Linked DNA regions of Homo sapiens: region 1 is linked to region 2. A link is an interaction called in ENCODE POLR2A ChIA-PET data of the cell type or tissue named here. Cell type or tissue: PC-3. All regions are shown on one strand.

What was found. ChIA-PET counts read pairs that join two places held together with the same protein. Peaks named below come from ENCODE experiments on the same cell type or tissue, not always from the same donor. Only the 100,000 strongest peaks of a DNase experiment are listed, where the experiment ranks them.
Region 1: POLR2A ChIA-PET joins it to region 2 with 12 read pairs; 2 of 35 experiments call an interaction of 5 or more read pairs at or near these places.

Annotation. Positions count from the first base shown.
Region 1 is chr2:111,658,709-111,661,208 of GRCh38, reverse strand. No RefSeq gene overlaps it. Among named protein-coding and RNA genes, the nearest start is that of MIR4771-2, 110 kb to the left of the region's middle. In PC-3, no CTCF peak of the experiment used is centred here; DNase peaks (open chromatin) are centred at 1,308 and 1,598; H3K27ac peaks cover 2,500 bases.
Region 2 is chr2:111,451,769-111,454,268 of GRCh38, reverse strand. The region is part of intron 1 of MIR4435-2HG (MIR4435-2 host gene); the gene reads left to right. Among named protein-coding and RNA genes, the nearest start is that of SOCAR, 38 kb to the left of the region's middle. RefSeq lists enhancers at 1-656, 657-1,391. In PC-3, no CTCF peak of the experiment used is centred here; no DNase peak of the experiment used is centred here.

The sequences.
Region 1 (2,500 bases), 210 kb before region 2:
TGTGAAAGTAATTTGGAAATGTAAATGTGTAATGTAGTATTATTGTTGGAGGAGCCTTCAGTTCACTTTCGTTGAGGAGGTCGAGGGAACATTAGGGACATGGGGAATTTTATGTGTTGAGTTAGGAGAATAAGCTAGAGAATCACATGCTGGGTTTCAAAAGGAAAAATGGTCTTAAATAAAACTGTGTGTTTTCCCAGTGAATTTGTGGAAAGAACGTAAAATCCCCCATTATTGGTCTCTGTTTTAACGAAAGAAAGGGAAACTTTATTTAAAGGGCCTGTCGACCATATCAGCAATGTGTGGGTAACATCAGTGAGCATAGGAGGGAATCATCTAGGGCAAACTTAGCTTTCAAAATGGGCCTGGTGTGGTGGCTCATGACTGTAATCCCAGTGCTTTGGGAGGCTGAGGTGGGAGGATTGCTTGAGCCCAAGAGTTTGAGGCTGCAGTGAGGCATGATTGTGCCACTGCAGTCCAGCCTGGGTGACAGAGCAAGACTCTCTAGAAAAATAAATAAATAAATACATACATAAAAAGAGTAGGCCCTTTGAGTCCCAAATCAATTGCCTAAGTATGCTACCTTATAAGGTAGTCTATTAAACCTTTGTGAAACGATTATGCTAGCACTGATTGTCGGGCACACACTGCTCAGTGGGGATTCCCATGTGTTCTGCCCCACACGTTACTGATGATGGGCCTTTCAGAATTGTGTTTCAAAATATTTCCATCTGAGCATTATGCCTTATGCTGGCCATGTGAACACCTTATTTAAGGGAAGGAGAGAGAACTGCATTTTGAGTTTCTCATCGTGTATTTTCAACCCACTGCAGGCTAGATTATCTGCCCCTCAGTATTAAAATTACGAGGTCTCAACCCCTCTTGATGCTCTATTAACAATCTGGTACCATGTGGAACACAATCAGGAAGCCTCTGAGCTGGAGAAAGTGTGCGGTTATTGTTATTGATTGCATCAAAAGACAGGCATGTGATCAGGGAGAAGCTGGTGAGGAGGAAAGGCGAGGCTCCTTCCAGGGCCTGGGAGGGGTGAAGGGCCTGTCCGTCCAGCACGGATTCTCTGGCACCAACTGGGTGTCCCACACCTCAGTTCAATTCTGATGTTAACTACCCAGAGTTGGCGCAGACCCCACAGGTGAAGGGGCTTGGCAAGACTGTCCTCACTTCAGGCACCAGCTGTAAGTCCTGGGTCTCCAGGCTACTCATACTTCTGTCCAACTTGGCTACAAATTTGAGAGTTCCCATGACCTCCCTTCTGGTTGGATGGTTTGCTAGAATGACTCACAGAGCTCAGGAATGTGCTACAGGTTACAACTACAGTTTTATTATAATGGATACAAATGAGCAGCCAGATGGAGAGATGTAGGGCAGCAAGGTCTGGGGCAGGGGTGGGGGCGGGGACAGCGGCAGGTGCAGGAGCTTCTGTCCCGCTGGAGTCAGGGTGCTGCACCCTCCCAGAGAGTCAATTATGTTCACCAGCCAGGAAGTCCCCAAGCCTCACTGTTGCAGTATTTGTCCAGGGTTTCACTAAGTAGGCATGTGTGATGAAATCATTGGCATGTGACTGAACTCAAATTTTCAGCTCCCTCTGCTCCCTGGAGATCAGGGCGTGGGGCTGAAACCTCCAACTCTCTAATCACGTGCTTGGCCTTTCTGACGTGGCCAGCCTCTCCCCTGAAACTATGCGAGGGCCACCTCCTTTGTGCAAACTCAGGTAGGAGTTGTATAAGGGGCTGTTTCTGAATAACAAAGCACAGTGGAATCACTCAGGAAATGCGAAGGGTTTGGGAAGCTCTGTGCCAGAAACCATGGACAAAGACAAACAGGTATTTTGATGAGACCACAGCACAAGTTTGTTCATCACAGAGTCCTGGGTTCAGATCCTGGCTTCTCCTTGCTGGGTGAGGCTCTGCCCTCTCAGAACCTGATATGCTTCCTAAGTAAGGTGAGGGGACTGACAGGACCTGCCTCTCAGGGTTGTTGTCCAAATTCAGTGGGTAAGGCTGAGAAAGGCTTGATGGGAGATCAAGCAATGGCAGGATTCAGGGTGGCAGTGGTGCTGCGGTGAGGGGTACGCACAAACACCACGCTGTGGACGCAGACCCCAGACAGTCCTTAAAACGCTCAACACAGAAGTCTAGGACAGAAAACTTGGTCAACATTTGGAATTTACTGTTTTTTTTTTTTGTTGTTGTTGTTGTTTGGTTTTGGTTTTTGAATCAGAGTCTTGCTCTGTTGCCCAGGCTGGAGTGCAGTGGCGCAGTCTTGGCTCACTGCAGCCTCTGCCTCCTGGGCTCAAGTGATTCTCCTGCCTCAGCTTCCTGAGTAGCTGGGATTACAGGTGCATGCCACTATGCCCCCTAATTTTTTTATTTTTAGTAGAGACAGGGTTTCACCATGTTGGCCAGGCTGGTCTCGAACTCCTGACCTCAAGTGGCCCACCCACCCTGGCCTCCCAAAGTGCTGGGATTATGGATGTGAG
Region 2 (2,500 bases):
TGTGCGATCTTGTGTTTATCTTTAGCACACTTAATTAGCTACAACCCGGGACTGTTGCCATTTGAACAAGTTGTTAAGAAAATCTGCCATGTTTTGCTCTTTTTTAAAAGGAATGACTTTAATAACCATAGCAACACTTACTCAGTTTTGTGATCCACTCCAAGATTATGGGAGCAAGAACAGATACTCCTGAAAGCAACCCTCACCTCCTCCCCCGCCCCCTGCCCTCAGCAAGTCCTGGCCTGTGTGAACTGAAGGGTTTGGAAGCTCTGGTTTCTAGGAGTGCCCAGAAGCTAGAAAGACTAGGGTGTACTAGTTATTGAGGGGCAGTTGTCAGTGGCAGTGTGGGGGCACCCCAGTTGTTATTCGAGGCACTGCATTGCTTTTTTGTCTCCTCTGTAAGCATCCTGCCTCAGTGTCAGGGCTTGCAGAACTAGGCCTGGAGTTATGCCCCCTACCCAACCAAGGCTTTGCCTTTTGCCCCCCACTATGGTGCCACCTACTTGGGTTTCCCACAGTTGGTAGTGCCAGGCAGGAAGCAGGAGTGCAGGTTGCAGGAAGGGAGAGCAGAGGAAACAGAAGTTGCTTAGGAGGGAGTTGGGCAGGCTCTGTCCCCAGCAGATCCAAGGGTCCCTGACAAAGAGAACACCTCACCTCCGCCCCTCCCCAGAGGCACACAGAATGCCCCCTCCCACCACCTCCAGGCTGTTAATTCACACCCACCCAGGCTGCCCCCAGGCTCCCCAGACCTGTGCCAGTCAAGCCTGGCCTGTGGCTGTGACACCTGCATTACCCCAGATGGTTGCCTGACCTAGGCCTGTCCTTCTATCTGCTTTGTTTTTATGTTGATTACTAGGTGAAGCACAGTGTTAAAAACGGGAAGAAAAGGCTAGGAATGCAGTTATGGGAGTGTGAGGCTGGGTTGGAATAGGTGGGAGAAAGTCCAGGGCTGAGTGTGTGGACCCTGCTCTAGGGATCTGACCGGCTCAAGCTCCCAGGCCATTAAACAAAGTTGTTAATGTCAAAAAAAAAAAAAAAAAAAAAAAGGGAGAGAGTAAACAAATCTCTCCTCTGTTATTCTGCACCTGGAGAAAAGTAAACCCCTTGGGCATAATAGGCTGTCACCAATTAGACATCCGGGAAAGGCTTTTCTGGGTTTAGCCCTTTTGGGGAAGCATGGGGGTAGATGTAAGTGTGTGAACCTTCACCCAAGTTCTGGAGAAGGATTCCAGAGTGAAAGAGGTTTCCATGCTGAGTCTTGCATTTAAGGGACCTTCCATGGCGTAGCTGCAAAGAAACCTGAATTGCCCAGGATTAACCACCTTTCCTTTAGACGGTGAGCAGTGTGTTTCATGAACACATTACACATTTTAGGGTTGTCTATGGAGGTATCGGCACTCTCATTACTATTTTTAACATTTTATTCTCTGTTCAGGGTTAAGAACTTCACCCACCTAAGTCAGCTCCTGATACAACATGGAATGTTCCAGCAATGAAATGTGAACTTAAGATATTTGGATTAAAACCCCAAAGTTGAGTCAGGTTTAAATATTCTGCAAGAAGCAGTGAGCTCCTTTTGTCTATTTGGGCACAGTTTTCGTGAATTATTTAGGCTTTTCTTAGATGCCTGAGCTCCGTGGTTAGACAGCAGATAAGTTATTTTTCCCTTTAATGCTGAGGCATTTTCACTGATTTCAGTCTTACTCATTAGAAAATTCTGTGCTCACCCACAGCTGCCAGGGTTTCTAGAACACAACACCCTACCTTCTCCTGTAGACATTTTAGTCCGTCCTCGCTCCTGCACTGTGGCTTTCACAGTCAAATGTGAGTTGACCAGCCGTCATTTGTGAGCTGTGAGTGGTATTTTTGGAACTTGCCCACCCCCATTCCCCCAGAGTCCTGTGGAGGTCATGCTCATGGGTTCTGCCACCGGGACAGGAAAGTTTGGACATTACTACCAAAAAAATGCAACGTGACTAAGCACCGTTTAAAATAGCCTTTCTTATTCTCTTGTAAAATTGCAGGGATTTCCATGACAGATGTCGTTTTAGTCATTTTAAAACTTCAGCGCGCTGAGCCTCATCAGCATATTTTTATTTTTGACATTTCATATTTTAGAGTGGATTGAAAACTAATTTGATCCGTTTCAATTTGGAACATCCCTCAAGGTCATTTTACCAGCATTTAGGCCAGTGTTGATCTTGCTTTCATTTTAAACATAGTTATTTTCTCTCTGTGAAGTGATTACTCCTTGCTTGGTGTGTGGTCTGGTGACTTGTTAATTTCAAAATTCTACGATGCAAGCGGGTTTGGACGTGGAGCCTGGCCCGGTGTGGCCAGGCTGTGGCTTTGCCCATCGCAACGGCTGCCTTTGCCTCAAATGGCTCGAGGCTGGCACCTGGTCAATATTTGCTTTTGTCCAAAAGAAGGAAACAGTAGAGGACTTGGGTGGTGTAATTTTAGAACTTTACTGTTGGGTTGTTGGCTTGAAAGATCCATT